Linked DNA regions of Mus musculus: all the other regions are linked to region 1. Evidence: chromatin loops called from intact Hi-C (ENCODE). Cell type or tissue: heart. All regions are shown on one strand.

Region 1 (8,000 bases):
ATCCAAGTCACATCATCAGGCCTGGCAGCAAGGACCTTTACCCGCTGAGCCATTTTGCCATCTCCAATGTGAAACTTTTGTGTGCTAATTTTGTTTCTTGTTGTGTTTTTTGGTTTTTTTTTTTTTTTTTGAGGGGGTGGGGTTTTTTTTGGTTTTTTGTTTTGTTTTGTTTTTTGGTTTTTTTTGACACAGGGTTTCTCTGTATAGTTCTGGCTGTCCTGGAACTCACTTTGTAGATCAAGCTGGACTCGAACTCAGAAATCCACCTGCCTCTGCCTCTGCCTCTGCCTCTGCCTCTGCCTCTGCCTCTGCCTCTGCCTCTGCCTCTGCCTCTGCCTCTGCCTCTGCCTCTGCCTCTGCCTCTGCCTCTGCCTCTGCCTCTGCCTCTGCCTCTGCCTCTGCCTCCCATTGGGTTCTTTTTTTGTGGGGAGGGTGTTGTGGTTTATGTAGCCCTGGCTGTCATGAACCTTACTCTGTAGATCAAGTTGGTCTTGAATTTACAGAGGTTACCTGCTCCTGCCTCTCAAGTGGCGGGATCAAAGGTGTACACCACCATACCCACCTTCTGTGAGATTTTTGAGGGCAGTTTTTCTCCTGTGCTACAGAGACGCAAAGTTTCCTTCCTTCTTCCTTTCTTTCCTTCGTTTTGTTTTGTTTTGTTTTGTTTTGTTTTGTCTTCTTTCTTAAAATAAAGTCTCTCTATGTAGCCCATGCTGGCCGGAAAGACAGAGATTCACGTCTCTGCCTCTCAAGTACTGGGATTAAAGCACAAAGATAAATTTCTTTAGCTCATGGTAACATCATGCCCATCGTTAGTAGGTATCACTCCTGGTTTCCTGGTTTGTGACCTTGCTTATCCTTCTCCCTAACCCATAAGATATGTACATATATAATGTGTAAATCCTTTGGGTATATAGGCACTCCAAAAAAAAAAAAGCCATAGTACAGTTTAATGAATAGATATGACTTTAGCCTCTGTAACTAGTATTATACCATAGCTGACTGCTATATGAAACTGCTGTGTGTGTGTGTGTGTGTGTGTGTGTGTGTGTGTGTGTGTATTCAGACACTTTACTTTTCTGCTTCTCCGGTGAACACCAACCTGTTTCCATATCTACCCCTCTGATGAATACGCTTGCTCATGTGCCGTGTATGAGATTGCTGGCTCGTTAGGCATATGTATGTTTAAATTCATGAAATATAGTCAGATGGCATCCAGAATAGCTTTACAAGCCTTCACTGACACTCCTGGTTCCTTTTCCCTCACATCCTTGCCACACTCGGTGGATTACCTGTCACGTCTTACTTTGCTGTGACCCTATCGGTACAAAGTGATAATAACTTGTTTTCATTATTATTGTCGTTGCTTTGTGCTGGGAATTAAGCCCTTGGACTCACATACAGTAATCATGTATTCTTCTATTGTGTAAGACCTCATAACTTAATTTACATTGCTTAAAGTGCTCTAAGATTGAGCATCCATTGAAGTGGAAATTTCTGGTTTCTTTAACAACTCAGTTGTGGCATGTGATGTTCTTCAGGAAGCTGTCTTGTGAGAGGGCATGCACGCGCCACAACTGAGTTATTAAAGAAACCAGAGATCTCCATTTCAGTCCATCTTTCCATGTTTGTCAGCTACTCTCATCACTTAAGTTTTTAATCCTTTCTTTTCTGCTTGAGGTAGAGTCTCTTGTACCCTAGGGTGGACTCGGTTTACTGGTAGATGAAGATGATCTTGGCTTTCTAATCCTTTTGCCTCGACTTCCCCATTCTGGGATTACAGAGGCGTGGGAGTCAGACTCAGGGCTTCCCGAACACTAGGCAAGCACTCTGTTAACTGAGCTCCATCTCTCGTCCCGTTGTCAGCCGTTTGGATTTCTAATTTTAATTTACTACTATATTTGTTGCTCAATTTTAATCAGATTTCTGGTCCTTTTCTTCAATGTGCAGGAATTCGTTGAACATTCAAGATATTAATCCTAAGATAATGCAAGGTATACTATAATATATTGCATATAATAATATATTAATTCTAAGAAAATATAATAAGATAAGATATTGCAAATATCTTATCCCAAATGCACGTCATGTGATTGTTACAAAACTCCAGAGAGTAAGTGTATGTGGTGGCACACACCTTAGTCCCAGGACTCAGGAATCAGAGGTAGGTGATCTATGTGAGTTCAAGACCATCCTGGTCTACAAAGCAAGTTCCTGGACAGACAGAGCAACACAGAGAAACCCTGTCTCAAAAAAACAAACAAAAACAAAAACAAAAACAAAAACCATCCAGAGAGGGGTACTTCGTGGGAGGAGTGGTGCTCATGGTGTGGCACAGATATCTGATGGGATTTTTGGAGATGCTGCAAAGATTTTTTTTTAAGATTTATTTATTTACTATATATAAGTACACTGTAGCTGTCTTCAGACACACCAGAAGAAGGCGCCAGATCTCATTACAGATGGTTGTGAGCCACCATGTGGTTGCTGGGATTTGAACTCAGGACCTCTGGAAAAGCAGTCAGTGTTCTTAACCGCTGAGCCATCTCTCCAGCCCAAGATTTATTTTTTTTAAAGATGTGTGGTTTTGTCCTATAATGAATTAAGCTATATATTTGATTTAAGTCCTCTTCTGCATATTGGGAGATAGTTCAGTCATTGGCATGCCTGTTGTACAAGCAGGAGGACCTGCTCTCCAGTTAGACAAAAGACCAGGCCTAGTGATGAGCATTTGGAATCCCAATGCTGAGTAGACAGAGACAGGAAGATCCTGGAAACTCACTGGGTAGCCAGTCTACCTCAGTCAGGAAGTCTCAGGCTCCAATGGGAGACTGTCTCAGAGGTGATGCTGAGGAGTGATACTGAAGTTGGACTGTGGCCTCTGCACACACCTTCACATACCTTCACACACCTGCACACACACACACACACACACACACACACACACACACACACACACACATACACCAGTATTCAGGATCTATAGCATGTATTAACCAATTCACCCTATATTGATAGAATGCTTGCCCAGAATTCATTCGGTCTTAAGTTTGTTCCCTAGTGCCTCAGGAACAATTTTCTACTACTTATCTGATAATGAGTCCGAATTTATTTTTCAAATAAATCCACTTTGTTCATCAGTCAAAGCGGACCTAATTCTTAGACATACACTGCTTCCTAAAGATACTTTTGTTTGCTTATTTATTTATTTGTTTGTTCGTTTGTTTATTTATTTATTGCCGCTCTGCCTTTTCTCTTTCTTATCCATCAATAAAGTGGCCACACTCCTATTGGATCCAAAACCAAGCAAGGGCTTGTGGCATCAATCCTCTAGGGATAATTTAGGCACATGGGCAGAGGAAGGTATGCTTTCAGGAGCTTTGCAATTTGTTTCATGGACCTTAGAGGTTAGTTCTGCCACCATTGCTGACAGGCTCAGAGCAACACTAAGGAAGAAGGAATGAAAGAAGGGAGGGAGGGAAGGAGAGAGGGAGGGAGGAAGGGAGGCAGAGTAGGCAAACAAGACTAGCAAGTTGGTATCCACGTTATTCCCAAACTGGGTAACCTTAAGGTCCCAGAGCTTCACACACTAGTGCTCTTTGACTGTATAAAACTAAACCGTGTTTAGGACTCTGCAAGCTCTAGACTAGAAAAAGAACTGCTTGTTGCGCAGTTTAGAGCTTCCATTTTCAATAATGAAAGGAATTGTAATGTTGGAGGAGGTTGGGGTGAAGGGCAAAGCAAGCTGTGCCAGTACAAACTGTTTTGCTTGTAATGACTAAAACTTCTGCCTTGGTGATATCAGCCTTCAAAGACCTATCTCTTTCCCCAATAACTTGATACCAGCTTCGGTCAAAGCACCCGCCACAGCAGCTGCACTAAGCCACGGGCTCCCTGTGTTATTTTTATCTCAGAAGCTCACTGGGACTCACTTGCTCACCAATATGTTGAGGAGAAGGACTGGGAGGCCTAAATCCTATTGTGTACCCCACAGAGATAACCCCCACATTCGCAGTGAAGACGTACTTTTACTAAACGGCTAAGACCCCTGCACCCTCCAAACAATGTTGTTTATTTACTAAAAGGCAAGAGAGCTCAGCCTTGGCCAGGTGGCCTCAGCAAGAATTCCTCCTCCCCTCCTCCTGAGAATTCACAACCCATCTCACTGCACGGAGGAGGATGGCTGTTCTGCTCCTGGATGCCAGGTACTTCACAGTCATCAGAAGGAGTCAGGAAGCAGAAGGGAAAGAAATGAATCTTGAATTTCTAACAGTAAAGCATTTCTCTCAATAGTCTGGACCCTCATTGCCGATCTCAGAACAACTTCCTAAACCCCAAGCGTGGCATACATAGCTTTGAATTAAATAGGTCCCTTCTCCAAGTCTCTTTCCACCCAGGGTCCCATCACAGTGCCCAAAAGCCATTCCACGAAGTTTCTCCTTTTCCAGCCAGCAGCGTGAGCACTTTCCTATCCACTGTCATATTTCACCCAGGAGAGGGCGCCAGCGTGACGTAGATGAAGCCAGCGTTGGGAGAAACTGAAAAACAGGGCCCAGCAGCAGGCAGAACATACCAAACTTTAGGTGATCTTGACCCAAGTGTCCAGCTAGGCCAGACACTCTGGTCTCCTCCTTGAAGCTCCCCTTACCCTTATCAGAGAAGAAAACAAGGCCAGACTAATTGTATTACATTAATCTATATTAATATAATTTATACTATAATTTAAATAAAGTATATATTATACAATGTGTAATTTATAATATATAGTATTGTAGTATTTAGTATATAGTACACATCACATACACACACACACACACACATATATATATATATACACACACACACATATATATATATACACACACATATATATACACACACACATATATATCTTAATATTTAAGGCTCAGGATACATTTGTTAAGTACCAAAAAAGATTACTAAAATTAGGTGAGCGAAGATGACTGGGGGATCGTCTTTCCACCATACCTGATGGCCTGAGATTGATCTCCAGAGATCCACACAGTAGAGAGAACTGAGTCTTGCGAATTGTCCTGTAACCTCTATGCATGTACCTATACAACCTCTCCCCCACATAAATAAATAAATGCAAAAATATTAAAGTTGTAGTATATTTTAATTGTTATGACTTAGCAAATTAAAGTTGTAACACAAACACATACTACACCTACATAGTTACATGTATATTTGAGTGTCTCTCCACATATGTTGTTTTATAACATAGTAGGGCAACTTATATAAGTTGTATGAAAATATTATAAAATTGTAGCACAATATAGTGCTGATAATGGGGCCAGGGTTAGGATGTGTAGTATCTTCTGTTGACCCCTCTGAGTACAGCTTAGTGGAGCTCTGTGATCCAGGCTCGACCTCACACATATATGGTCTAATTATCCTCTATTTAAAGGCCAATTGTCAAATGGCCCTACTAATGAATTTCTCATTCTTCACTACCATATCTTATGGCCTAGGCCACTATGACACGGTATATCAACTGTGCAATGAGGGAGAGGAAAGAAGAGGATTCGAAATTACCTGTCATCGTAAGAAAATAACTCTGTTTTGTTGGCTTGGGTTGGATTTTGCTTCTTAAGACTCTTCCTATATTGTACAGGTTGGTCTCAAACTCTTAGACCTCAGTGACTCTCTCACCCCAGTCTCCAGAGTAGCTGGGACTAAAGGCATCCATTATGACAGACTTGGAAAATCATCTTAGCTGCTTAAAAGAACAGATTGAGAGCTGGAGAGATGGCTCAGCAATTACTAGTTCTTGCTATTCTTCCAGAGGACCCTACTTCAGGTCCCAGCAGCTCACAACCTCCTGCTGTAACTCCATCTCCAGAGGCTCCCGCATTGACGTGCACATATCCCCAAATACACACACACACACATACACACACACACACACACACACACAATAACAATAAAAACAGGCGGTGGTGCCTCATGTCTTTAATAGCAGCACTTGGGAGGCAGAGGAAGGTAGATCTCTGAGTTCTACAGAGTGAGTTCCAGGACAGCCACAGGTACACAGAAAAACCCTGTCTTGAAAAGCCCAAAATAAATAACTAATAAATAATAACAATAACAATATTTTTTCTTTAAGCATCAGGACACACAGAGAGAGGACACCCTGACCTGGGGCTGCTCTCTGTACAAACCTCCATCACAGAGGTATCTCCTCTCACAGAGGTATCTCCTCTTAGGCTCCAGAGTTTTCCCTGTGTTTGTATTGTTTTTGTTAAATCAGGAAGTCTTCTTGGAAATCCTCCAGGGAGACACTGGCCTCAAGCCTGCATTCCACCCACCCTACCTCAGTTCTGGGCCAAAACAACAGGAAGTTATCTTCCCAGGAACCCAAGGTCTTGCCCTTAGGATGAGCATCAGCCCTGGTCCTGTCTCCTCTGAAGAGCAATAACTTCTTAGAGTAGAAAACAACAGTAAGATAGAAAGAGAGGGGCATTTTTCTTGGTTGTTTGTTTTTTAAATACGGTCTCAACTACATAGTTGTGGATGACCTGGAACTCAGAGATCCAACTCCCTCTACCTCCCAAGGGCTGGTATTAGAGGACATGCCACCCTGGCCCAGCCAAGTTTGTAGTTTTTAAAGGGCATCTGAAAAACTAAAGGAGTACAAAAAGGAAATCAGCCATAAAGGGCAGGAGATGGGCCAGTGGCTAAGAGCACTTGCTGTTACTGCAGAAGACCTGGGTTTCTTTGCCATCATCCACGTGGTAACTCAAAACCATCTCTAACTTTAGTTTCAGGCAGTCTAATACCCTCTTCTGAATTCCATGAACACTAGGCACACACATATTGCACATACATATAGGCGCTAAACACCCATACCTATAAAATAAGTAAATCTACATTTTTAAAACATTTGTAAGAAAACAACAATAACATATTTATTTCCAAAACATTGTTATTTATGTCCTTCCTTTTCACCTAGTGCCTGCCTGCCATAACTCCCCAGCCAGATATACAGGCTCCATTTAACAATCTTAGGTACTCAGCTTCTCCCTACTTCTTCAGCCACCAGGATATTCACCTCATCTAATCAACACAGGAGAGGGCAAAGGGTAGTGTTTGACTGTGTAGATGCAGATATACTCAAAGGTCTGTGAAATTTGGGCTAGACATAACTCCATGGTAGATCACTTGTCTAGCATGCATAAGACCCTGGATTCTATCCCTGGTACCCCAAGAGAATAAAACAAAAGAGGCCCATTAGTCTTTCTAGATGTTTAGGGAAAAACACCCAGTGCAAGTTCACCATCATATCCAGTGTCACGCTCCAGAAAGGCCTAAAAATTAAAATAATTATAATGCAGAATAAAGTTGATATCTTCTGTCCGGTGTATTCAGATAAATATCCATGTATTTGCTGTAGAAGAATGTGTTTGATCACGGGGCCTTACCTCGCTCTGCAGAACACTATGGAATAAATAGTGCATTCTCATTATTACCATATTAAGATCTGGAAAAGCCTTAAATTCCAAATATATCTGGCCACAGGGACTTTTAGTACTAAGTTGTGAATTCTGGACATTTAACCTGTCCACAGCACACTTAAAGAATCTGAGCAGTTTTGTCATAGTCAAGAAATCAACCTCACACAACATCCCCCGGAGTACCTGGCACAAATCCCTTTGTTCCATGTGCTATTTGTTAATATATAACAGAAGCCCTGGGTAGGGTTTGTTGTATGTGAGCAGGAATCTAAGCAAAACAACTTGAGAGAGAGCATGCTTCCTTGGCCTCAGAGTTTCCAGCTCATCACAGGAGCATCGTAGGGCACAAAGACTCACTTCACGATAATCAGAAGCAGCATACAGAGAGCTTCCTTGTCACCCCTTCTATTCCATTTATGTCTCCAATGTATAGGATGGTGGCACCCATATGCAGAGCAGGTCTTCCCTGTTTAGTGAATCCTCTGGAAACACCTTCACGACTTTCCTTATTTCCTAGTAGTTTTT
Region 2 (8,000 bases), 140 kb after region 1:
TCACCTCGCCCCGGCTCTGCAGTGCCAGTGGCTTGGGTCCTGTCCGGCTTGCTCGCTCACCTGCCTTATTCTGTTTGTTTTGGCTGCTCTGCCTTGCCCTGCCCTGCCCTGGCTGGCTAGCTGCCCCACTCCGCACTGGGAATGGCAGCTTGGTGCCTGAAGGACGGAGCCCCCGGGACAGAACAGCCCCCTCTGCAGGCATGCAGCCCCAGCCTTCTCTCTGCTCCTCAGCCAGTAAGTGTGAGGGAGGCACATTCTGGCTTCCAACTCCCTGGCTCTTCCTGAAGCCCCTCAGGGATTCCCCCAAGAGCAGTCAGCCTAGCCCAGCTGCCTGTCAGTCAGCTTTAGGGGCGTGGTGTCTGCCAGGGGCGGGGGCCAGCTGGAGGCACTAGTCCCAGGCAGGCCTGAATTTGGAGACCAGGAAAGAGAAGAGTGGGTGGGAAACCACGGTGTGGAAGTGGGACATAGAAGGCCACTGGGGTGTGTAGCAGGCTTTGATTTGACAACAGCCAGGAAGAACGATGAGAAGTCAGGTCCATGAGGTGGGAATAGGGCAAGGGCACATTGCAACAGCCTAGGAATTGTGCTGGGGTTAGAGTTTTCTGTGGTTCAGCCATCTTAAGAGCATTGGCTCTGAATGAGACAGCCCTGATTTTGAATCTTAGCTAAGTGTGGTGGTACACAGTTATACTCCTAGCACTCAGGCGCCTGAGGCTGAAGCCTAAGGGTCTCCGTTTTGTTCAGGGCCAGTCTAACTACACAGTGAGACCTGTCCCCAAAGGAAACATAAATCCCAGCTATGCTACTTTCAACAGTCTGTCAAGTGCCTTAGCTTCCAAGAGCCTCAGTTTCCTTATCTGTTGGGGGTGAGGGGGTCCCCACCTCAAGCACAGTAGTAGCTGCCAGGGTTCCTAAGATTCAGGTTTATGTCTGTAGTTCTTTCTGTGTTAAAGTCACCTCTCTTGGTTTCGTTGCCCCACACTGTCTATCCTAAATCCAATCTTCATCACCCACAGGCCCCAAGTCAGGTCCCCCAGATAAGTTTGATGGAACTCATAGGGAAGTGTTGTGTAGACATACCTGCTTGCTTCTCTGGACAAAGGACAGAGCTTATCTCCCTAAGCCCCTGCTTATCCATTCAGGCTGCCCACCTGTCAGTGGTCTCTGTGGAAGTCCCTCCTGGCTTCACCTTTAGCTATGCTGCCCCCACCCCCCATACTGCCCTCAGCTGTGCTGGCCCAGCTACGTCATGCTGGTACTGTTCTAATGCTCACATTTGTCTGTCTTGCAGCCTCTTGCGCCTGTGAGGAAAGGCTTGTGGCCTGGACCAGCCTGGGGCTCCAGTTACAGTTAGGGTTAGCCTGAACTCAGCCCAAGCTCACCCTACGTTAGAGACACCCCCTGCTAATAGTGGCTCTCGTTCTGTAAGTGAGCTAACCCTGAGAGCAAAGATGTCACCACGTGCCCCTTGGGTAGGGAAGGAGGGTATCAACTTACCTCCCTCTCAGTCTTGTCTTGATTTTCTATAGGAACGCATCCTGATGCGAGAGCTGGTATAGGTTTCTAGTCTCTCATGAAGCTTATTCATGAGATGAAAGAAGCTGTCAAAGGTTTCCAAGTCCCAAGATCCCTTATCCCAGAAAAGCCTCATGGGAGAGATGAGTGTTATAAAAAGATCCACGCAGCAAACCTAGCTCTCTGGTCATCCTTTTGAAACTTTATCTCTAGGTTGATTTTGTTCTCAGGCAGACTAAGCTCTGGACCACTGAATAAGGGCTACAAGTGCAGTAATTTTTGCAGCCTGAATGAGCCCTTTCTGGTGTAAGAAGTGGTTAGAACAGCCGTATCTAGAGTTGCTAGCCCTGCTAATACACAGACTCTGACTAGAGGGAGGGTTAATGACATCACAGGCTCCTAGCTGCTAAACAATTAGATGTTTTCTGCAACCCGGTTGTTGATGGAGAGGAGGCAGAGGTCACAGGTCCATAACTACTGGGTGGGCGTAGGAAGGAGGCAGTCCTTAACTCTTCAGATGCCAAAGAGGGGGCGAGAAGGGTGGGCTTCCTCCTCCTACACAGGGCCTTAAGAGACAGAGAAGGAGGACGTCTTTGACAAAGATCACAAGGGATCCCTGAAGGACAGAGGAGGGCTCTTTTGCCCCTTGGGAAGTTGCCCAGCAGGTAAATTGGTGGATTTTTCCTCCCAACAGTGAGAAAACAAGAAATCATTAAGATCACAGAACAACTGATCGAAGCCATCAACAATGGGGACTTTGAGGCCTACACGTGAGTAAAAACCCATAGCCCTCAGATTGTCTCCCAAGTCTACCTCTATTTCCCCAAAAAAAAAAGTGTCTCTGATCCTGTGGCAAGTGTAGTCTGGACCTTAATCCCTGCCTGAATCAAACCCTGCGTCCATAGGCTCGCTCCCTCGCTCGGATTCCTTCTAGGTAGACTCCCCACAACTGAGCCTGCCTGCCTGCTTGCCTGCCCTGTCGTCCTGACTCTGGGTGGGAGAGGAGGACTGCTAATGGCTCCGCAGTCAAACCTGAGGAGTGTTGTCTTGTCAGCTGTAGCTCAACCCAACTGACGAACAAGACCTGTAGTCCCATAGAGGCCTGACAGGCTGTTTTTACCCTCCACCCGACCCTCGGCCCTCTTTTTTGCAGGAAGATTTGTGACCCGGGCCTCACATCCTTTGAGCCAGAAGCCCTTGGTAACCTCGTGGAAGGAATGGATTTCCATAAGTTTTACTTTGAGAATCGTGAGTGGGTTCGTGCTGCTGATAAACTCCTGCCTGCCCCTCTACCCCTGCCTCTGTCCCTACCCACCCTTGACCCTAGTTACCTCTCTTTGCCTTATCTGACCTTCCCGCTGCATCCTGCTCTGTTCGCTCGCTTCCTTGTCCCTGGTGGCTTTTAACTGGCACTGCTCAAAAGCTGAGTGCCCGTTCACTTGGCAGCTGTATCAGGCGCTGGTGAGCATCACCATTAGGGTCACTGTATTTCTTTAAGCAGCACCTGTCTCCAAGACAGACTGTAAACTCTTCAAGATTAATTCAAGATGATCTCAGCAAGTAATAATGAAGGTCTGTGTCTGCAGGGTTCACAATAAAGGAAATTGCGAACAGGATAAGAATGTGTAAGCCAGTAACAGAGCAGTAATGGTGAACTGTGAGGTCAGAGATTGTGGCAAGGATGCCCTGGACACGGAGGGGGCCGAGCATCTGGATAGGGGAGGTCTATAAGCTCCTGCAAGTGCCAGAACGGAATCATCACGCCCTCCATCTCTACCCTCATTCTTCAGTTTCCCATCTTCTTGTCCACTTTATCCCTCGTGTCTCTGCTCTGCCCTGGGTTTTATGTTGTGGCTGTTTTCCCCCACTGACTCTGTGCATGTGATTGTCCCACACTGTAGCTGCCTTCGTAATCCCTTAGCTATCTAAGTAACGCTAGTAGTCAGAGCAGTGTTTATCTTCGTTCTAGGGGAGGTCTCTTGCAGCCGCTGTAGTACTGGAATGAACTAAAGGGAATCAGACATATGCTGAAGTGCCAGTCCAGCTCCAGAGAACCCTGGGAACTTGGGGGGATCCTGAGCTGGGCGCTTTGGAGATTTCAAACTTTGATGTGCCTTTTCTTTTTAAGTCACAAATTGATTTTGAATGTATGGCTCTTATGATTTTTCTCTTCTAGCCTTAGCTAGGGGCAAAATAAGTTTAGAACTTTGAAACACCAGCCTAACCAAGTAGAAAAACCACAGGTTTTATTAGAGCCACATGGTCCTTAGTTTAAATATCTTATTTGATTTGAGTCTTTTTTTCCCTTCATATAGTGAAGAAAATATCAGTAAAAAATTACATTTCTCTTGCATGTAAAACCTCCGCATAATACCTGATGAAGTGTGGTTGCTAGACTTGTTACCCACATTCTCTTCCTTTTGGATGAAACTAATGCAATGGAGGATCGTGGCCTCTGTGGGGCGATGTTGGGGTACTTGGGGATTCTAGAAATGGCTGCTGGAGCTAGAGTCAAGAAGGTGCAGCCTGGCAGAAAGGTGAGTGTCCAAGCCTAATGCCTGATACCTCCCCTTCCTTGCCCTGCCCCCTGCAGTCCTGTCCAAGAACAGCAAGCCTATCCACACCACCATCCTAAACCCTCACGTCCACGTGATTGGGGAGGACGCAGCTTGCATCGCCTATATCCGGCTCACTCAGTACATCGACGGGCAGGGTCGGCCTCGCACCAGTCAGTCAGAGGAGACCCGGGTGTGGCACCGCCGGGATGGCAAGTGGCTCAATGTCCACTATCACTGCTCAGGGGCCCCTGCCGCACCGCTACAGTGAGCTCAGCCACAGGTGCTCCTTGTTGGGGAGAAGGGACTGGGAAGGGGAGAGATGGCTTGAATAGCTGAAGGGTAGGAGGTGGCTCTCTAGGAAGAAGTACGGGCCCTCCCAGAGGGGTGGGACAGACTGGGCAATGTAGTTTTGATAAGCTATGCTCTGTAATCAGACAGACTCCAGATTTGGTGCAAGCGTTCTTCCCCTGCTGAGCCTTAGTTTCTTTACTTATCAAAGGATGGATGGTAAGGATTAAGATACCATATTAAAGCACTGAGTAGGCCCTCAAATGTGAGAGTGCTGTGTTTAAACGTTAGCCTCTCCTGTACCAGTCCTCTCAAGGACACAGCCAAGTGTGTGCTGTGAATTACCTGTGTTCTCACCGTCCTCTTCTGTCTGTCCCACCTCCTCTTCTGTTTGACAGGGGCATTAGGAGACTCCAGCTGGAGGTTGAACCTTCGCAGCCAGTGACTCTGGAGGGCCTGAGTGACAGCGGCGGTCCTGTTCGTTTGAGGTTTAAAACAATTCAATTACAAAGCGGCAGCAGCCAATGCACGCCCCTGCATGCAGCCCTCCCGCCCGCCCTTCGTGTCTGTCTCTGCTGTACCGAGGTGTTTTTTACATTTAAGAAAAAAAAAAAAAGAAAATAAGATTGTTTAAAAAAACGGAATTCATACCATGATGCGTTTTAAAACAACTGATAGCCCTTGGCTTGCAAGGAGACAGGAGTTTGTGTGATGCTCATCCAGGCATGAACAGTGGGCTCACCCACCAGTATTGAAGAGGTGAGCTTGGCCTCAGGCCCCCATGGATTCAGGGGGACCAGGCAAGGACTCTTGACAGAGCTTTGGTCATGGACAAAGCCATGGTGTGGTTGCAGCCCCAGAGGTGGCCTGATCACCCCAGTTCTAGGAGTGGACTTCGTCAGACCATGCATTGACACCTAGTATGAGAAAGACGCAAACACCGTGGCCGCTGGACCTACATTGGAGAGAATGCAGCACTGCCAGCCTGCTGTGTGTGGAGGCAGCTGTGAGGCGTGGCCTCAGGACTGAAAGCCTGGACTTTGCTGTACCGGTCCAGTTAGCGTAGACAGGAAGAGAATTGGTGCTGCAGAAGTGTGTCCGCCAATGAGAAACCTCGAGTTCGTCTGACATGCACTTAACTCATCCATTTCTAGAGGATGCACAATGCACGTGGGCCTGAGACTGAGGCCCGATTTCTGCTGGTGGAAAGGGGGAGGGATTGCTACTTTGTTTCCTGTTGGTTTTCCTGACATAACAAGGAGAGATCCAGAAGTCGTTGGCCAGGGCTCCTTTTGCCACTTTTGGCAGTTGTTTGTGTGCTGATCTGGACCATCTTTGTCTTGTATTTTCATGGTGGTGGTCCCCATGCTGACCCTCATCTAGGCCTGGGCCCTCTGCCAAGTGCCCCTGTGGGATGGGAGGAGTGAGGCAGTGGGTAAGAGTTGGTGGTTGTTTCTATGCATTCTGGCTGCCCTCTGGGCTGCCTCCCTTCTTCCCATGCTGCACGCCCAACTCTTTCCCTGGGTTTGAGATCGAACTGACTGCTTGGGTGAGAAGTGTCCTCTTTAAAGAGGCTCTTTATTGACCAACCGAAGTATAGACTTTTCTGCTGGACAATCTGCATGGGCATCACCCCCTCGCCTGCATGTACCCACAAAGGGGTCCAGAGCCAAGGCTCCTGCATTCATTGTCCCTCTCTGTGCTCAAGGAGGTCCATTCCAGGAAGAAAAGGTCTGTACCTTAGGCAGATAACAGAGAAGATAATGGAAGAGGCAATTGGTCATAGTCTTGGTTCCCTCCCACCAAACAACTGCACATTATCTGCATTGGGGGGGGGGGTAGATTTCAGCTCCTTGGGTGACCTTCAGGAGGCACAGGAGCTGGGAAAAGAGAACTACAGAGTATGGAGCCAGCTGAGAAGAGAACAAACGCATGGGTGCTGGTGCTTGAATTTAGCCAGGCTCCTCAAGCACTTGTGCATGCCTCAGACCCTGGACCCTAGACCCTTCCTGCCCTGCAGCCTGCAGTGCCAGCCAACAGATACCTTCATCACAGGGTTTGGTTTTGCTGGCTTGAAGACAACAAATGGTCTTAGAGCTCTTTGAGACCCATAGCTTCATGTGGCTGCTCCAGCCCCACTTCTTAGCGTTCTTACTCCACTTCTGGGGCTAATGTCAGCATCTATAGACTATTAATAGACTATTTAAAAAACAAACCACCTTTTAAACAGGAAATGGAAGGCATTTGATGCAGAACTTTTGCATGATGACATAGAAATAATTTAAAATAGTGTTTGTTCTGAATGTTGGTAGTCCCTTCATAGCTTTGTTACAATGAAACCTTGAAGATATTTAATAAAATAACCTTTAAACAGTCCATTGTGTTATTGCTGTTGGAGGCTCGTAGCCGTGGGCTTAGATTTTAGCAGCCTGCGTGACAAGGCTTCACTAGGAGACGAACATCTTTTTGCCCATTCCCTTGGGGAGCAAGGAAGAAAACTTCTCATAAACTCAGCCTGGGCTGCTGTATTGGGGGGTGGCAGGGAGGAAGTAGCCTCTTAGGCGGTGGGCCGAGTCTTCGCCCCGCCCCAGGCGGAGGTGGCCCCGCCCTTGGTACGCGGGCTCCCTCCTCCGCGGGTCTGAGTGGACAGGCCTGGGCCCTGGGCCCGCCCCGACGCTCCGCAGACTGTGCCACCCGGCGTGGAGGACGGGGTCCACCCTGGTGGGCTGAGCGCGAGGCCGGAGGGCTGGGAGGCTGCGGCTGGGCTGAGCACTGCGGAGGGCCGTCGGCTTATCCCAGGTCCCGGTCACGCAGCGGCCACGCTCGGGGAGCGCGCGGACCTGAGCGGGCACCACGAGCCGCAGCGCGCCGCCTCCCCCTGGTGGGAGCGGTACTTGAGCCCGACTGCGGCGGAGCGTTCGCTCGGAGATGGCGGAGCCGCCGCGACGCGGCCCGAGGCCCCGCGAGCAGGGAAGCCGGGCAGCCCCGGGACGCGGCAGGGCCCGGGGACAGCGGGGACGCCGCCCACTCCACCGGGTGAGCCATCTTTGAGAGCAGTCTCCCGTCCACGGTCGCCCTCGGTTTTCGCGATCAGACTTCCTGCGAGTGTCGCCACCGAAACCACCCGCAGGGTCGTCCTGGGCGACCACCCATCTGGCCCTGTGCACCCTGCCCCGAGTCCCAGCCGCTGGCCTCCCCTCAGTTGCCTTATTCTGGCCACTCCGCCCAGGGCACACGGGGTTCTTAAACCCAGTGCCTGTCTGGATGCCAACTCTCGGCCGCACCCCTGCCCCTTTCCCTCCAGCTCCCCCACCTGTGGGCTCCCCATTTCCCGTAGTTCCCGCAGGAGGGTCCTTCTATCCTCAAGGTCAGGTCCTTCCTCCCACAGCGTGGCCCCTGTTGTTTATTCCAGTGGTGGGCCCACACCTCCAGCCCACCCTGACCCTGTATTTGCTGCCCACTTTGGCAGACGACCCTTAGGTTTCTCCTTCCTCAGAAACTTTCCACTGCCACACACATGTTCTTCCTCCAACTTAGTCATCCCACTGCTCCCCCACCAAAAGTTCTCACATGATCCCCTCTCTAAATCTCACTGGCTTCCTCTAGGTATGAAGCTAAAATACAGTGGTTACAACACAG
Region 3 (8,000 bases), 150 kb after region 1:
CAAGGTATCCACAAAAAATGCTAAGGCATATAGTAAAAAAATTTTTAAAGATTTGATTATGTGTGTGTACTCTATCTGCATGTACACCTGCGTGCTAGAAGAGGGCATCAGATCCCATTACAGATGGTTGTGGGCCACCTTGTGGTTGCTGGGGATTGAACTCAGGAAGAGCAGCAATAAAGCAGTGCTCTTAACTGCTGAGCCATCTTTCCAGCCCTGCATATAGTAAATTTTCTTACTATGACTTCAAACCAGGCCTCTCTGAAGCCAGGGAACTCCAGTGCGTCCTGACGTTGGTCCATATCTGCTCTCCATCTTACCATTCACATCGCATCTATCCCTGTATCTTCTTTTCCTCTCAGGTGCTCCCCCGGCAAACATGTGGCCTCTTCACCCACACGATCTTCTATAATGAGTATCCTGGAGGTTCTCGTGAACTAGATCGAAGCATCCGAGGTGGAGAGCTCTTTCTGACAGTGCTGCTTAATCCGGTAAGGTGCCAAAAGGAAACCAGAAGACTAGAAAGCCAAAGTGTTGTCAAGCCAGAGCCTTTGTGCACCAATGCTGGTTCTGGGACAGGGGTTCTCTAAGTCTCACAGGTAAGCATCCTCTTGCAGATCAGTGTCTTTATGACCCATCTGTCAAACTATGGAAATGACCGGCTGGGCCTGTACACCTTTGAGAGCCTGGTGCGCTTCCTCCAGTGCTGGACACGACTGCGCCTACAGACCCTTCCTCCTGTCCCTCTTGCACAAAAGTACTTTGAACTTTTTCCTCAGGAACGAAGCCCCCTGTGGCAGGTAAGGCTGGAGCTCAGGCTGACCTGATCTGAGTGGGGGTCAGGGTTAGAGGATTAGTCCTTATCAGACTCGTGGCCTAACCTTCAGAATCCCTGTGATGACAAGAGGCACAAAGATATCTGGTCCAAGGAGAAAACCTGTGATCGACTCCCCAAGTTCCTCATTGTGGGACCACAGAAGACAGGTAAATTGTCCACAGTTTATCTTATGCTGCCTTCTCATACCTACTTCTCATTATTCAAGTCTCTTGAGGAAAGGATTTATTTTTTTAATTATTATTTAGTGTGCTTGCATATATATATATACACATACACACACATATATGTATGTATGTATGTATACACATGTGCAGGACAGCTTGAGAGAATCAGTTATTTTCACTGTGTTTTGTTTTGTTTGGGTTTTGGTTTTCTTGGGTTTTACTGTGTAGTTTTGGCTATCCTGGAACTCCTCAAACTCCCAGAGATCTTTGCCTGTCTCTGCCTCCCAAGTGCTGGGAATAAAGGTTGCACTACAATGTATATATTTTTAATTTTGTGTTTTTTATTTGTTTAGATTTTTTTTTGTTGTTGGTTTTTTGTTTTTGTTTTTATTTGTTTGTTTGTTTGGTTTGGTTTTTTGAGACAGGGTTTCTCTGTGTAGCCCTGGCTGTCCTGGAACTCACTCTGTAGACCAGGCTGGCCTCGAACTCAGAAATCCACCTGCCTCTGCCTCCTGAGTGCTGGGATTAAAGGCGTGCACCACCACGCCTGGCTCTGTTTGTTTAGTTTTTGAAACAGGGTCTCGTTGCCCAAGCCAACCCCAATCCTCTGATCTCTTTGCTTCAGTTTTCCAAGTACTGTAATTACATTTGTAAGCCACTTACCTGGTTCTGTCACAGAGTTTAAAAGATAGATAAATAGAGGCTGGGGTATTTGCTGATCATGTACAGAGCCCTGGATTCCAGCCCCATCATAAAGCTAGTATAGTAGGGCAGGGAGGATCAGAAGCCCTCACTTGCTATATATACAGGAAGTGAGGCCAGCGTAGGCCACATAAGATCCTGTCTCAAAAGTCAATTAGATAGCAAGACGTGGTTGTAAAGGCTGTAGTCCCAGCACTCTGGGAAGCACAGGCAGGCGAGTGTGAGCTTTAGCCTCTGCCTGGACAGAGTGTATTCAAGGATGCCTGGCAATTTAGTAAGACCTAACCTCAAAATAAGAAAAGCAAAGAGGTCAGAAGCCACAGCTCTATGGCAAAGCATTTTTAAAGGCCTAGAGTCAGTCCTGAGTGCTAGGGAGGGGGAGTCTACAAGCGCTTCAGATAAGGCGGAGGGTGAGAGCCACTGGCCCCATCCTGGGCCTCTCAGACTTGCTTTCTCTCCCTTTGCTTTGGCTGAAGGGAGTTTTACAACCCACAAGTGAGTATTTCCTTACTTCCTTCAAGCTCCTGCTGTTGGGCAGGCTGCTTTTGGACCAGGCTGACCTTTCTCTTCCTGCAGGCACCACGGCTATTCACTTCTTCCTGAGCCTGCACCCAGCTGTCACAAGCAGTTTTCCCAGCCCCAGCACCTTTGAGGAGATTCAGTTCTTCAATGGCCCTAATTACCACAAGGGGATCGACTGGTGAGCCTGGGTCCCCTTGCTTGTTCCTCAGAGCTGCACAGCCTTCTCCAGCAGATAGCCAGCCTCGCCAGCTCGCCTCTGGGCTTGCCACTGAGATCTCTTTCCTCTGCTTCTCTCTAGGTACATGGACTTCTTCCCTGTTCCTTCCAATGCCAGCACTGACTTCCTGTTTGAAAAAAGTGCCACCTACTTTGACTCGGAGGTCGTACCACGGCGGGGGGCTGCCCTTCTGCCAAGAGCCAAGATAATCACTGTGCTTATCAACCCTGCTGACAGGGCCTACTCCTGGTACCAGGTGTGTCTCAAGTGAGGGGCATTGGGCCTTCAGGGAGAGGTGGAGAAGGTAGTTCCTGCTAGAGACACAGAAAGGAATGAGAGTCGGGAAACTAAACTAGCCCTTAAGGAGAGGTACCAATGCTGTTGTCACCAGACAAGAGTATGGCCAGAGCCATTGTCAAATGAGCACCTTATCCCTTTGTATTTTCTGTCCTGCAGCACCAGCGAGCACATGGAGACCCCATTGCTCTGAACTACACCTTCTACCAAGTGATTTCAGCTTCTTCTCAGGCCCCTCTGCTACTTCGCTCCTTGCAGAACCGTTGTCTTGTTCCTGGCTACTATTCTACCCATCTTCAACGCTGGCTGACTTACTATCCCTCTGGACAGGTACGACAAAAGCCGTTATTAGGGCATCCCATCCCTCATCCCAGTCTTCTTAACAACTGAAAGGGAACCGCATCCCTGTCCCTTCAGTTGCTGATTATGGATGGGCAGGAGCTTCGTGTCAACCCGGCAGCCTCAATGGAGATCATCCAGAAGTTCCTGGGTATCACCCCCTTTCTGAACTACACGAGGACCCTCAGGTGGGAGAGCATAAGCCAAGGGAAGGAAGGTTTTATGGGGAAAGGGAAAGAGGTTCTGTTTGGAAGAGACATCTCTCCCTGGGCAAGGAGGGTCGGTGCCTTGAGTACCCTTCTTGCTGACACCTGACGGCCTGCTCCTTTGAGTAGGTTTGATGAAGATAAAGGATTTTGGTGCCAGGGCCTTGAAGGTGGTAAGACTCGCTGTCTTGGGAGAAGCAAAGGCCGGAGGTACCCAGACATGGACATGGAGGTAAGTGGAACCTGGGTTACAGCTGCCACTCCACCTCCAGGGTCTGACCTTGCTGTATCTTTTACTATTTGTTTCTCCTCTCACTTTTTTCTCCCATCAGTCTCGCCTTTTCCTTACGGATTTTTTCCGGAACCATAATTTGGAGCTATCAAAGCTGCTGAGTCGGCTTGGCCAGCCAGCCCCCTTGTGGCTTCGGGAAGAATTGCAACATTCCAGTGTGGGCTGATGCCCCAGTCTTTCTTTACCAGCAAAAAGCCTGCTAACTTCACTGAGGGGCAAGTCTTAGAGCAGAACCCACAGGGGGATTAACATGGCCCCTTACCCCTCTACCTCAGTGGCCCCCAGGATTGGAATGGCTGAAAAGGGAGGGGATCCATCTCTTTCCCATAGTTTTGGGACCTAATAAAGGGGCTTCCCTTGGCATCCCCCCATGGTACTAGGTACCTTTGACCTATGAACCTGGGAGGTGAGGAAGAGGGTCCTGGGAAGGGGTAAGAAGACCATATTCAGTGGTTTCCTTCCTCGTGCCCAGCAGTTTACCTGTCAATGCCTACCCCTGAGAGGCCCCTTCGCTATGGCCTCTTTAGTCAAGACAGTGGGATCTACCTGTGGCCTGGCCTCTCTAATGTCATTCACATTGAATGGGGATGAGGTCAGACAGTTGCTCATAGAGCCATATATGAGCCCTAGCTGTGGGCTAGAAATGTCCTTAATAAACATCCTTATTTTTCTGTTTTGTCTGCTTCATTGCAGTAGGGGAAAACAAACCCTAAACTACAGCAGGTATCAGCTGTCTTTTCACAGCTCTTCTACACAAGGAAGAAGGCAAAGACCCAGAAAATAGAGTAAAAAAGGAGTTTATATATTTATAAATGCCAAATAAATACCAGAGGCCACCCAACGCCCTCTCCCAGACAAAGCTGTCTCCCCCAACCCTAGACTTCTAAGGTCTGAGACATCTTGGCCCCAAGCTACAGCCCAAGAGCAGCTGCCAGTCTGGGCTACAAGGGAATTGAGTGGGGATGATCTGTCCAGCCAAGAGTCGCCTGACCCTCTGTGTGAGGGCTCCCCATAGCCACAGGCCTGTGTCCCTAAATAGGGCCCTCCAGGGACCAGACTCAGGGGGAGAAGGTGGTTATCTCCAGAGAGACCCGCTGCCACAACTCCTTGGTCTGTTTGCTGCGTTTGAGGTTCTGTAGGATGTCGTTGAACTGCATCATGCCCATGGGTGTCAGGCAGAAGGCGCTGCGAGCGCTGCGGATTGCATTCACAAAGTCGTCGTAGTCGGCAGGAGTCAGGTGAATTAAGCGGTGATGGATGTACTGGAGGGTGGGTTGGAGGGGAATCAGCACAAAGCACATACAACCGGGGCCCCACTTCCCTTACATGCTGAGGGATCTGATCCAACTGCCCAGGAGGTGTTCCACCTTTCTCCATACTTCCTGAGTTATCACCTGCATGTATGCCTGCTGACAGCGCTGCACCAGTTGGTGGAAGGCCGGGGCTCGAAGGTGGTTGTGGGCATGAATGGGGTTCAGCCGCTGCAGCGTCTCCATGACGATCTCCTGCAGCACAAACGGGCTCAGCACCCCCTTGGCTGCCCCCACACAGAACTGGTGCACGTAGTTCACTCCTGAGGGGCAGGGGAGGGGCATGAGACGGGGGTGGCCACCTCTGCCCTAGGGACCCACTCATATATCTCAGCTCTAGCCCTACAGAGATCCACCCTCCACCCCAGGAGCTGAGGTAATCCTCCACCCCCCTGCGCTCGCACACATACCCGACCAAGGCCTCAACTCTGAGTAAGAGCTAGGAAGGAGGTCTGGGATAGGAAGGGAAGGGAAACAGGGGGACAATGGTCCTGAGGAGGGGAGGTGTTACCCAGCTTTGCTGCCAGCCCCAGCAACCATTTGACATCATCAGTGTAAGGGGGGGAGCGGGAAAAGTTGTTGGGGTGATCGTTGTGTGCCCGGCGACCTAGCATCTCCAGTGCCAGCATCCCTAGGAAACACAGATGGGCACACAATCGGATATATACCCTTCACCTTCTCCCCCATCCTGGTACCTGACCCACAGTAAACAAATGAAGAGCCCCTCACTTCACTCAGCTGTAGGTAGGAGTACAGAAAGGGACTTCTTACCAACACGGTAAGCAGCATGCAGATGGTGCAGGCTATGTGGATTGACCGGTTGACTGTGTGTCTCCTCTTCGGGTGGTGGAAAACCCCCGCTTACCAGAGGGCTGGGCTGTGTGGTCAGAGCAGGCAGTGAGGCACCCTGGATGGCTGGAAACGTAGATGCTGGATGGACACTGCTCACTGAGGGGAGATGGAAAGCCATGTGAGAGAAGAGGTGCAGGAGATGCCCTCCCTCCCTCCCATGTTCAGCGCACCTCCCCTCCATTCACCTGCTCCCTGTCCCCGAAACTCACAGGCCACACTGGTGGGCAGTGGGAGCCCTGGTTCTGTGTGGTAAGGATGGACTGTGATGGGAGCCATGGAAGGGACAGGGAAAGATACAGCTGTGGCAGCAAGCGAGGGAGGAGTCACTGAGTAAGGGTATTGCGCCCCCAGGAATGCAGGATGCACACCCTATAGTAGATGGCAAAAGGAGAGCAGATACTAAGCCTGGTTAGGTAACAAACAGGCATTCTTACATTTCTTACTTAGTTGCCTTGGTCTCCCATTTCCCACCACCTTACCAGGGCTCCTGGACAGCCCTAGTACACACCCAAAGTACTGCAACCCTATGAACTAGTGTTCTCCACATGCCTCACACCATCTGTGAAACACCAGACTCACCTGTGGGTATGCAGAGCTGGGCACAGGGAAGACGGCAGGCCGGGGCATATGAGGCATAGGGTGGGCAGGGTGAGCTGGGTGGGTGAGGTACTGAGGGCTGCAGGGCAAGTGGGGCTGGAGAGCAGTGTAGGGGTGCAGGCCAGGGGAGTGGCCATGCCCCAGTCCTGGACCTGGATATAAACTGGACCCCACTGAGATGACCGGAACCACTGTGGCTGCTGCTGTCACTGCTGCCGCAGCCACTGTAACAGGTTCAGTCCCTGGGGCACCCCTACCCTCAGGGAGTCCCCGCCCAGCCTCCCCAGCGGCCCTCATCCCACTGCCACTACAGCTTGTAGCCCCTTCACGAGCTGTGGACGAGCCGCCTGCTGTCTCCTCATAAAGCCAGAACCACTGATGAGCAACCTCAAACAGCACTTCAGGGTATACGCCCCCACCCTTGGCTGCCTCTTCCACGGCCATGCAGGCCTTCTCCAACATCAGGTTATCCTGGAAAGGAGCAAAGCATTAGGGGGAGAGGCCCTACCCAGGAAGGAGGACTGGTTGAGGGGCATCAGAGGGCAAAGCACTGACTGACTCACTGACTAACAGCAGTGAGAACTTCACACAGGCACCAAACAAATAATTGTTCCCTCGTGCACACCCAAAGCTCATCATACTCAGGAATCAGCCTGAGCCCTGAGTAGTCAGCCTTCTATTTGCTTGTGTGTTGTGATGGAATTGATCCTAGCTTTAGGATTATAGCAGAACGCATGCATGCATACACACACACACACACACACACACACACACACACACACACACAATAGAATACAACACATAGTATGTATTCCTAATTTGAAAATGGAAAACACTAAAATCAGAAACTTTTTGAATGGCAAGGCTCATTGATACCTCAAGAGGAAAATACCATGAAATATGCCTTCGTGCACAAACAAGGCTGGAGACTAAGTCAGTTGGTTGCCTGGTCTGCATGAGGCCCTGGATCCAATTCCTATGCATGCATACATACATACATACATACACGAGAAAGAGGCCAAGAGACACAAGATTATCTCTAGGATGTGTACGTAATTAACATATGAAATAAAAATTTCAAACCTAGTTTTGGGTCCCATCCCCAAGATCACTCAGGTTTAAGAAAATACTCTGAAAACCTAAAATCCAAAACACTTCTAATCTTGAACCTAACAGATACTCAACCTGCAATATGTGAAATGTTACAATGAGAGAAAAAATTAGATTCTTCATAAACTCCTGCATCTGACGGAATCAAGGGAAGGTCCCTAACCCGCAAATAATAGATGTCCCAGCTACTCAGAAAGCTGAAGCCGAATTGTAAGTTCAAGCTCCGCATAGAAACTTAGACCTCTTGGAAGAGAGCGAGGGAGAGGAGGAGGGAGGGCAGGCTGCCAAGTCTGACAACTTGAGTTTGATTCCTAGGATCCACATGGTATAAGGAGAGAACAAACTTGAACAAGCTGTCCTCTGACCTCCGCATACAATGTGGCACATACCCCCACTCCATCATGTACACACACGTACACACACACAAACACATTTTTAGAGGAAAAATGTTCGGTGATGTTCCCCCATGCCCGGAGGGCTGAAATCTGGAAGTACCTGTTCCTTGCACTGCACCAAGGCCCGCTGAATCTCATTGGGGTTCAGTGCGTGGGCAT

What was found. Hi-C counts contacts between places; a loop is a spot of excess contacts. Peaks named below come from ENCODE experiments on the same cell type or tissue, not always from the same donor. Only the 100,000 strongest peaks of a DNase experiment are listed, where the experiment ranks them.
Region 2: it touches region 1 in a loop (3-fold over the local background); 9 of 42 quality-filtered maps call a loop at or near these places.
Region 3: it touches region 1 in a loop (2.7-fold over the local background); 7 of 42 quality-filtered maps call a loop at or near these places.

The regions. Positions count from the first base shown.
Region 1 is chr14:20,870,015-20,878,014 of GRCm38, reverse strand. No RefSeq gene overlaps it. Among named protein-coding and RNA genes, the nearest start is that of Gm30212, 14 kb to the left of the region's middle. In heart, a CTCF peak has its summit at 4,492 (motif pointing right); DNase peaks (open chromatin) are centred at 4,504 and 6,324; H3K4me3 peaks cover 841 bases; H3K27ac peaks cover 541 bases.
Region 2 is chr14:20,733,612-20,741,611 of GRCm38, reverse strand. Ndst2 (N-deacetylase/N-sulfotransferase (heparan glucosaminyl) 2) reads left to right here and starts at 7,050. Exons shown (of 15, transcript NM_010811.2): 1 at 7,050-7,397; 2 at 7,968-8,000. Camk2g (calcium/calmodulin-dependent protein kinase II gamma) reads left to right here. Exons shown (of 21, transcript NM_001360186.1): 18 at 2,210-2,285; 19 at 2,669-2,763; 20 at 4,109-4,353; 21 at 4,760-6,739. The coding sequence ends at 4,341. In heart, CTCF peaks have their summits at 4,102 (motif pointing left) and 7,201 (motif pointing left); DNase peaks (open chromatin) are centred at 4,171, 5,421, 5,511, 7,011 and 3 weaker places; H3K4me3 peaks cover 1,709 bases; H3K27ac peaks cover 3,458 bases.
Region 3 is chr14:20,719,978-20,727,977 of GRCm38, reverse strand. It overlaps Zswim8 (zinc finger SWIM-type containing 8), which reads right to left. Exons shown (of 26, transcript NM_027996.3): 20 at 7,942-8,000; 21 at 6,319-6,807; 22 at 5,949-6,108; 23 at 5,659-5,835; 24 at 5,399-5,518; 25 at 4,972-5,150; 26 at 4,359-4,839. The coding sequence ends at 4,636. Ndst2 (N-deacetylase/N-sulfotransferase (heparan glucosaminyl) 2) reads left to right here. Exons shown (of 15, transcript NM_010811.2): 7 at 363-491; 8 at 618-800; 9 at 888-984; 10 at 2,281-2,404; 11 at 2,525-2,699; 12 at 2,900-3,070; 13 at 3,158-3,267; 14 at 3,415-3,517; 15 at 3,618-4,248. The coding sequence ends at 3,743. Among named protein-coding and RNA genes, the nearest start is that of Ndst2, 11 kb to the left of the region's middle. In heart, a CTCF peak has its summit at 3,708 (motif pointing left); DNase peaks (open chromatin) are centred at 3,867, 5,045 and 6,407; H3K4me3 peaks cover 716 bases; H3K27ac peaks cover 1,186 bases.